Linked DNA regions of Homo sapiens: region 2 is linked to region 1. Evidence: chromatin contacts called from ENCODE Hi-C or POLR2A ChIA-PET data. All regions are on one chromosome and are shown on one strand. Each heading gives the region's core, a stretch centred on a gene start or an enhancer-like site at or near the end of the contact. The rest is flanking DNA. Distances are from core to core; before and after follow the strand shown. Region 1 overlaps RLF (RLF zinc finger). Region 2 overlaps SMAP2 (small ArfGAP2).

What was found. Hi-C counts contacts between places; a loop is a spot of excess contacts on that map. ChIA-PET counts read pairs that join two places held with the same protein, here RNA polymerase II (POLR2A). Pooled maps may share reads with other maps.
Region 2: a loop to region 1 is called in a pooled map, with 3 times the contacts of the local background. The contact joins two enhancer-like sites. A Hi-C loop is called at or near these places in 4 of 50 pooled maps. POLR2A ChIA-PET finds 5 or more read pairs at or near these places in 3 of 52 experiments (AG04449, GM12878 and activated CD8-positive, alpha-beta T cell).

The regions. Positions count from the first base shown.
Region 1 is chr1:40,184,069-40,189,023 of GRCh38, forward strand. The region is part of intron 1 of RLF (RLF zinc finger); the gene reads left to right. Among named protein-coding and RNA genes, the nearest start is that of RLF, 25 kb to the left of the region's middle. RefSeq lists a silencer at 2,478-2,667. Within about 2 kb of position 2,548, at least 2 of the 41 ENCODE cell types and tissues checked have a DNase peak (open chromatin) inside an H3K27ac peak, as active enhancers do; they include GM12878, where a contact is called at or near this core.
Region 2 is chr1:40,398,199-40,403,153 of GRCh38, forward strand. The region is part of intron 1 of SMAP2 (small ArfGAP2); the gene reads left to right. Among named protein-coding and RNA genes, the nearest start is that of SMAP2, 27 kb to the left of the region's middle. Within about 2 kb of position 2,258, at least 3 of the 41 ENCODE cell types and tissues checked have a DNase peak (open chromatin) inside an H3K27ac peak, as active enhancers do; they include GM12878, where a contact is called at or near this core.

The DNA.
Region 1 (4,955 bases), core at 1,298-3,797:
TAGAGAGAATTAAGGGTGAGGGGAGATTTTTTTTGCTTTGAAAATGTAGTCATGCTTATTAAAGAAAATTTGAGAAGTTTAGAAAAGTATAAAGATGACAAAAATTGCTCATATTCCTGCTACCTCAGTGCTAACCATGTAAGCATTTTAGTTAATTTCTTCTAGTCATTTTCCCCTTGGACATTAATTTTTTCAATGTACAGACATACGTGATTATAACACATATACAGAACTAGAGGTTATTTAGCCTAGAGAAGTGAACCAATGTAGCAGTCTAGATGAGGGATATTGGGGGCCTGGTTTAGGTGAATGGCTACAGAGATAAAGCATAGGGACAGGAGACAAAGATATTTCTGAGATAGAATCAACAAACTTTGGTGTGGTGGTTTCAAAGATAGTTTTTTAGCTCTGGCTCCTGAAAGGAGGCAGATGGAACATAGGAGGAAGAGCATATTTGCTGGGGAAGATGTTTGGTTTTGGACATGCTGAGTTTGAGATTTGAATAGGACATCCAGATGGAAATATGTAATAGGCAGTTGAGGTATATAGCAAGGACTTGAGAGAGTAATTTGAGGGTAATCTGCTTGGGATGTGAATGAGAGCACCGAATAGTCAAATATGGTGCGTAAGTGAGCTAATTTTTTACTTATATATCTGACCCCTTAGTATATATCATAGCCTTTCAAGGGCAGGAATAGAGTCTCCATCCTTACTTCCCAGCACAGTACAAAATAGTAGGTATTTGTGGAATGAGTTTACTGAAACAAAAGAGAGAGGTCATTAATTTGGTCACTGTAGAATGAACTTTAGGAGGTCATCTTTATCATTTATTGCCCCTTTTCTCTTCAGTTGTGATTTCAGTTCCTAAAGAAAAATAAGAGACCGTGGCTGGGTACAGTGGCTCACACCTGTAATCCCAGCACTTTGAGAGGCCAAGGTGGGAGGACCACTTGAGGCCCAGGAATTTGAGACCAGACTGGGCAGCAAAGAGACCCTGTCCCTACAAAAAAAAAGTTTTTTTTAATTGGCTGGGCATGGTGATGCACTTCTCCAGTCCTAGCTACTCAGGAGGCTGAGGTGGGTGGGAGAGAGGATCACTTGAGCCTAGGAGTTTGAGGTTATAGTGAGCTGTGATTGAACCACTGAACTCTAGCCGGGTTCAAGCAATTCTCCAGCCTCAGCCTCCCAAGTAGCTGGGACTAGAGGCATGCGCCACCACGCCCGGCTACTTTCTGTATTTTTAGTAGAGACAGGGTTTCACCATGTTGGCCAGGCTGGTCTGAACTCCTGACCTCAAGTGATACACCTGCCTCGGCCTCCCAAAGTGCTGGGATTACAGGCGTGAGCCACCTTGCCTAGTCCAGTTTTTTAAATGCAAGATTAGGTTGAAAGGATTACAGCCATCCTGTTATTTGGATGGCTGTAATCCTTTCAACCTAATCTTGCATTAAAAAAAAAAAAAAAAAAAAAAAAAAGCCGGGCGCAGTGGCTCCCAGCACTTTGGGAGGCCGAGGCGGGCAGGTCACGAGGTCAGGAGCTCGAGACCATCCTGGCTAACACGGTGAAACCCCGTCTCTACTAAAAATACAAAAAAAAAAAAAAAAAAAAAATTAGCCGGGCATGGTGGCGGGTGCCTGTAGTCCCAGCTACTTGGGAGGCTGAGGCAGGAGAATGGCGTGAACCTGGGAGGTGGAGCTTGCAGTGAGCCAAGATCGTGCCACTGCACTCTAGCCTGGGCTGACAGAGTGAGACTGTCTCAAAAAAAAAAAAAAAGCAAAAAAAAAAAAAAAAAAAAAACCACAAAGGCTGGATGCGAGGTGGCTTTTGCCTGTAATCCCAGCACTTGGGGAGGCCAAGGCAGGCGGATCACTTGAGGTCAAGAGTTCGAGACCAGCCTGGCCAAAATGGTGAAACCCCATCTCTACTAAAAACAGGAAAATTAACCGAGCCTGGTGGCGCACAGTTGTAATCCCAGCTACTCAGGAGCCTGAGGTGAAAGGATCCACTTGAATCTGGGAGGTGAAGGTTGCAGTGAGCCGAGATTTCACCACCGCACCCCAACCTGGGTGACAGAGTGAGACTTGATTAAAAAAACAAAAAGAAAGAAAGAAAATGCCTGGCTAGCCACAGTGGTTCATGCCTGTAGTCCCAGCTACTTGGGAGGCTGAAGTGGGAGGATCACCAGCAGTGATAGAATGAGACTCTATCTCAATTTAAAAAAAAAGTGATAATGAAGAAGATTGATTATTCCAGCCATTCTTCACATACCCAGAGTATGCTTATAGTGGGTATAAGAGATCTCACTACTTAATTTGAACCAACACATGAGGGGGTAAAGATTTAGGAATATAAAAAGTATAAATTAGTATAGAGCAAACTGGAAGTTCCTCAAGAGTATTGAATCTTTGAAATTGTGTAGCTTACAGAAGTCCTGGTGGAATGTCTGTCAGAAGCTATTAGATTGGTGGCAAGAGCGTTCTAAGTGGACAGGTGGATTGTGGAAAGACTAACCCCATCTGTATGCACTCTGTCCTTCTCTTTGCATACTTTAGTTAGCAGTTGGTTAATTTGCATGTGTGGTTTCAGCCATCATGTTGTATTGACTCATTCTGAAAGCTCTGTGAGGATAGGCCACATGTCTGCCCGCCCCCACTGCATCTAGCACTTTATGTGTGATAATCTATTGAAAAATATTTGTCAAATGAATAAAATGGTGAATGTATTCAGCAGACATTTAGTGAGACTTGAGAATGTCCTGTGGGGGTGGAAGTGGGTAGAGGAGTGGTAGGCCTATAAGGATTGATGAGACATAATGTCTGACTTTAAGGAACATAAATCTGGCACTAAATATAAATTTTTGAAACTCCTTAATTCTTAGATTAGCCAATGCAGACAGTAAGTAACTTACTGACCTAAACCAGAATTTTTTTGTAACATAGATTTTAATAAATTTCTTTGTTTTTTGTTTTTTGGTTTTTTTTTTTGAGACAGTCTTGCTGTGTCGCCAGGCTGGAGTGCAGTGGCGCAATCTTGGCTCACTGCAACCTCCGCCTCCCAGGTTCAAGCGATTTTCCTGCCTCAGCCTCCTGAGCAGCTGGGACTACAAGCGCGCGCCACCACGCCCATCTCTAATATTTGTATTTTTAGAGACGGGGTTTCACCCATGTTGGCCAGGATGGTCTCGATCTCTTGACTTTGTGATCCGTCCGCCTCGGCCTCCCAAAGTGCTGGGATTACAGGCGTGAGCCACAGCACCTGGCTGATTTTAATAAATTAGGTGAAATCTTAGTTATGTAACAGACACCCATTCTGCATTCTTTCTCTACTAATTCAGCTGGGAAGCAGGATTGCTTAGGGGTCAGTTTTATAATGTTACTCAGTTTTTTTATTTTATTAAAATTAGGGATTTGATTAAGTGGTGACATGTTGCTTTTCTGAAATTACAGAAGGGCATTTATCTAAAGTGACTGTGACCAAGTAGCAAGATACTTAATTGAGTAGGTCGGTATACTAAAAATAGCTCAACTGACTGTAATGATTCAGGTATGCAAAGATCAGATAATGCAATATATTAGTTAAGGGAACTTTTACTGTATATGGTATAATGGTCTATGGTATATTTCCTTGTAAGTTGTTTCTCTCTCTCTCTTTTTTTAAATGTTAAAGTAATCAAGATGATGCTAACAGTCAGTTACCAGAACTCATACAGGGACCATTTGTGTGGAAACTAAAGCTGCAGAAAATCCAGCAGAATCCTGCGCTACTATTGTAGTTATTTGTAGTTGTTTAGGCAGAAAAATCAAAGACAGGAAGTTAGGAATGTTTGAAGACATTATTCTAGGGTAATGAATTCAGATAAGATGTATTTCACTCATGTTAAAGCTATCCTCTGAAAATAAGACTTGCCTATAGAAGTATCCCCAACCAAAAGCCTATTAGGAACTCCCTAGCCCAGTCAGACAGAATGTGTATTCCAGGGAGAAGGCTGTATCCTGCTTATGTTAGACTGTACTACATACTTCACGTCTTAACTAGATATACCAATTAAGAATAGGCAAAACCTAATCAGTTGTCAGAAGGAAGATATATATGAACAAGAGAGAAAACAACTCCATGGAACTCAGAAGGAGAGTCCCCAAACATGAATTTGGCAGTGATTTTTCAACACTGTCCAGGGAGAACATAAGCCAGCTTTCCACCATCATTTGGACAAATTTTTAGTGATAGGACACATATAATTTATCAGGCTTTATTGTGGTTTCATTTTCTTTTGGTTTAGATTCAATACTCACCAGATAACTTCTCAGATGCCACAGTATGAGGAATAGGGTACCCTGTGTGGTAAGAGGACTATTCCCCCCATTGTAACCAAATAAACTGGCATTTGGCCTATATGGTAATTTTCTTCATAAACTTTATAAAAAATAAATATATATTTTGTTGAGGATACAGGGCTAGTGAAAAATAAAAATATCAATATAACATTAACCTTTTAGAAATTAGTTAGCATAAATTAACCCTTGGAAGCCTAATCAATTCCATGTGTCCAGAAAAAAAAAAAAGGATTTTATGGTGCTGTAGAACTGAGAGTCATATTCAGGAATAATTCATCTCTTGTTGTAGAAGGCAGGGATCATAGTCTTATTCTTATGTACCCAGTGCTTGGCACATGGTTGAAAACTCATTATTGAATTATAGAGATGGCAACTCCAGACCTATAGTGAGAACAACTAGACATTTTATGGCTCTACTCTTAGAATTATTCTGACATCAAAAGAGTAGTTCTGCCATTTCTTTAACTCAGCAGAAATCATTCATTAAGTGATGAAAATAGAAGCTTCTAAACAAACCAGAGCCTTAAAAGGCAAATAAAAGGTATATGCATCTGTTAGAAAAAAAATGGGAGAGCTATGTGGTGTGTTTGAGGACAAAGACAATCTGTTTCATTATTTTTA
Region 2 (4,955 bases), core at 1,008-3,507, 210 kb after region 1:
AGATTTTTTTTCTGTGCATACGCGTACATTTATTTATTTATTTATTTTTTGACAAGGTCTCACTCTGTTCCCTAGGATGAAGTGCCATGGTGCAATCATAGCTCATTGCAGCCTTTGAATCCTTGGGCTCAAGCAGTACTCCCGCTCAGCCTCCCAAGTAGCTAGGACTACAGAGGCATATCACCACACCGAGCTCATTTATTCATATTTTAAAAAAAATGGAATTGTTTCATGTGTACTCTTTTAATACTGGATTTTTAAAATTACTATATCATGGAGATACTTTTATATGAAATAGAGGCTCCAAAATTTTTCCCCGTTAAATGGTGATACCATAATTCCTTAATGTAACCTATTAATGTTTCTAATTTTCATAAAGATGTAATAATGAACATTCTTAACGTATTTCTTTGTGTACTTGACCTGTTTTTTCCCTGATGAATTCTTACAAGTGGGGTCAAAGGATTTACTTAGTTCTTTTGTTTTTTTGAGATAGGGTGTCAATATGTTGCCCAGGCTGGCCTCAAACTCCTGGGCTCAAGTGATCCTCCAACCTCAGCCTCCTGAATAGCTGGGACTACAGACATGTGCCACTGCACCTAGAATACTTAGTTTTAATTAATCTTTAAGCAAATGTTGCTTCCCTGCTATGTTCAAGGAACCATGCTATGCCGTGAGTATATGATAGTGAATGTTACAGGTCTGGTGACAGCTCTTGTGGCACACATAGTTAAGCGGGAAAGACATCTTAAACAATCAAATAATTAGATAGTAACAAAATATGGTATGATTTAGAAAAAGTAAAGGGTGGCCAGGCACAGTGGCTCACTCCTGTAATCTCAGTGCTTTGGGAGGCCAAAGTAGGAAAATCACTTGAGGCCAGGAGTTCAAGACCAGCCTGAGCAACATAGTGAGACCCTGTCTCTTTTTTATTTCATTGATTTATTTTTATTTTTATTTTTTTCAGACAGAGCCTTGCTCTGTTGCCCAGGCTGGAGTGCAGTGGTGGGATCTCGGCCCACTGCAACCTCCGCCTCCTGGGCTCACGTGATTCTCCTGCCTTAGCCTCCCAAGTAGCTGGGACTACAGGCATGTGCCACTACGTGTGGCTATTTTTTTTTTTTTTTTTTTTTGTATTTTTAGTAGAGATGGGGTTTCACCATGTTGGCCAGGCTTGTCTCAAACTCCTGACCTCAGGTCATCTGTCCACCTCTGCCTCCCAAAGTGTTGGGATTACAGGCGTGAGCCACCGTGCCTGGCCCATTTCTTTTTTTTTTCTTTTCTTTCTTTCTCTTTTTTTTTTTTCCTGACTCTTAACACCACTCAATGACCCATCTTTACAAAAATAAAAAATTCAGCTGAGCGTGGTGGCTCATGCATCTAGTCCCAGCTACTTGGGAGACTGAGGTGGGAGGATTGCCTGAGCCTGACAGCCCAAGGCTGCTGTGAGCTATGATCGCACCACTGCACTCCAGCCTGGGTGAGAGAGTAAGACCCTGTCTCAAAAAAAAAAAAAGAAAAGAAAAGAAAGAGTGAAAAAAAGAGTAAAGGGTAAATGAAAGTTCATAACCTTTAAAAAAAAAGTCCTTATCTTTTAGAGATATATGCTGAAGTATATACAGATGAAATGGTATGATATTTAGGATTTGCTTCAGAATAATCCAGGTTGGAGTTGAGGGGCAGTGGGTGGGAGTATAGCTGAAACAAAATTGGCTAGGAGTTGATAATTGCTGAAGCTCATGGTTAATTATGCTCTGCTTTCGTTTGTTTGAAATTTTCTGTAAGGTAAAAACCAAAAGAAAGGGTAGAAGAGATGTTACAGTCGGGTTTAGACTGGGGAGCCAAGGAAAGACTCCTTTGAGGAAGAAACATTTCAGCTGAGACCCTTGTGATGTATAGGAGTTGGCCAGGCTGCAAGTGGCATTTGGCAGTTAGGGAAAGAGTTTTTTTAGGCAGCAGGAGCAGCATGTACAAAGTCCAGCAAGCCCTGAGGAAGGAACATGTTGGTCCCTTGAGGAAATGAAAGAAGGCTGCTACCATAGGAATTGAGAGGCTGCGGAAGGAGGCATGGGCTAGACCTTTAAGACCTTGGAAACTATGTTAAGGATTTTGTTATTTAATCCAATAGTAATAGAAGAATTTTAAGCAGCACAATGTGGCTTTGCTTCTTTAAGAGCTCAAGTTGGCTGTTTGGTGGAGAATGGTTTTGGTTTGGGCTCAAGGGAGAAGAGAATGTAAAAGTGGAGAGAGAGCTATTAGGAGGTTATTGCAGTGGTCCGAAAGAGTCTGGTGGCTTTAGATTACAGAAATAGTGATACAGATGGAGAGAAGAGATACTGATTTGACAGATATTTTTGTCTTGGTGATGTGGGGGCTGAAGGAGAGAGGTTTCATGATGCATAATTTTCTGACTGACGCAATGGAATGGATGGAGGTGTAGTTGACTAAGATGAAGAAAAAAGGAAGAGATTTTGTAGCAAGAGATTGAGAGCTTAGTTTGGAATATGCTATTCAGAAAATGTGCACCAATTTACATATTTACCTTTGTGTATGAGACTACATGGAAGGTTTATATTTAGAGGTGTGATCTGTACAGATTTGTGTTTTAGAAAGATTATTCTGGTGGTGGGATTCTGGAGACTAATTGCTTGTTAGTCTGTGAGCTTTTTGAATTGAGGAATCTCATCCTTATTTTCTCTGCCTTTGTATCCCCAGTACTTAGCAGGCAAATTGCTTGGCACATAGGTACACAATAAATAATGTTAAGAGAACCAATGCTGGTTGGGCGCGGTGGCTCACACCTGTAATCCCAGCACTCTGGGAGGCCGAGAAGGGCGGATCACTAGGTCAGGAGATCGAGACCATCCTGGCTACCAAGGTGAAACCCCGTCTCTACTAAAAATACAAAAACAAAATTAGCCGGGCGTGATCGCGGGCGCCTGTAGTCTCAGCTACTCGGGAGGCTGAGGCAGGAGAATGGCGTGAACTCGGGAGGCGGAACTTGCAGTGAGCCGAGATCGCGCCACTGCACTCCAGCCTGGGTGACAGAGCGAGATTCCGTCTCAAAACAAACAAACACACACAAAAAAGAACGAATGCTTATAGGTGAGACATGAGGTCTAGGTAGAAATGGATAGATTCTGGAAAAGTTTCCAAGATAGATTCCACAGGATTTGGATGGAAGATGGGAAAGTTCTCTCCCTTCGCGTAGCCTGCCCGTTGAACTTTTTGACAGGTCCGTTATGCCAGCAGGTCTAAATATAGGTAGCCATCAATTTATCAATGTTTTTTCCTCCTCAATATTTATTTGTTTGGAACTCCATAGATTAGAACTCAATGATATAATTATTATAATATTAGTAGTAGCTTGAAGTCCTCCATCACGCTAGTTCCCCTTTTCTGTCTGCTGAGTTGTCAATCCCAGAGCCCCTCTAATCCTGGCAGCTTTGGTGGTGGGGGAAGTTTCAGCAGCAAGAGGAATTTGCAGCAGTAGTTACTCCGTATGTAGAAGCTGTCCAGATGTTGAATATAAGTTGGATATTACGTATATGCTTTTCATTTTACAAATGGAGACATAAGCCCTAGAGAAACTTGTCAAAATACATGCAACAGGTCCGTGTAAACCCAGATTTTTCCGATACTGAACTGGTACTTAGGACAGTTGATTTCTTGACTGATCAACCAAATCCATCTCCATCTACTTTTTTCATTTTCCCTGATCCCTTATTGCAGAGTGATTCTATGTTAGTTTTAGTATTGCTTGATGCTGCCCACGCCTGCTCTTAGGCTCCTGTTGAATATGTGCACTTATGTGTGACCTTGTTCTTGTGTTGTGCCGATCACTACCAGTTTACATCACTTGTCTATCCTCTTTGCTTTCAAAATTGTTTGGCATATTGCCTCTCAGCATTTCTTTTCATTTTAAATTTCAAAATGGCATCTTTTATATTTTTTTCCTTGATTGCCATGACCAATGTGTATTAAACAATTGGTTTATCTCTTTTTATTGATACATAATAGATGTACATGTTTTCAGGGTACAAGTGATATTTTGATACATTCACATAATGTGTAATAACCAAATCATGATAATGCTATATCCGTCACCTTAGACATTTATCTTTTCTTTATGCTGGGAATATTTGAATTATTCTCTTCTACCTATTTTGAGATATATGGTAGATTATTATTTACTATAGTCACTGTACTGATTTATTGAACACTAGATCTTATTTCTTCTAACTGTATTTTTGTATTTTTGTTTTTTTTTTGAGACAAGGTCTCGCTGTCATCTAGGCTGGAGTGCAGTGGTGTGATCTCGGCTCATTGCAACCTCTGACTCCTGGATTCAAGCAATTCTCCTGCCTCAGCCTCCCCAGTAGCTGGGATTACAGGCACGTGCCACCATGCCTGGCTAATTTTTTGTATTTTTAGTAGAGATGGGGTTTCACCGTGTTGGCCAGGCTGACTAACTGTATTTTTGTACCCATTAATCAACCTCATTTCTTCCTCCATCCGCCTACCCTTCCTGGCTTCTAGAACACCGATTTACTCTCTCTTCATGAGATCCACTATTTTTTAACTCACTAACATTTGCAGCAACATGGATGGAATTGGAGGTCATTATGTTAAGTGAAACAATTGGTTTCACTTGCATTTTTGCAAGTTTACCAGATTAAAGTAGGCTGGCCTTATAGCAGCAATACCAGGTACTGTGGAATCCAAGTACCCACCACTTAGGTTGACAGCCTTGGGCCTTCTTTCTTTGCCTGTGTAGTGGGGGCATATGCAAGCACAAGGGCAGGGTGGGGGTGTGTAGCAGAGAAAGGGAACAGGTGAGGGTTTAAAAAGTGCATTTTCAAGAAATATTTTAAGAGAAATAAAGGAAGCTGCTTAAATTTTCATGTTGCCTAGAAGACTTTGAAATTGGGTCTAGGGTAAATTTCTTCTCTCTG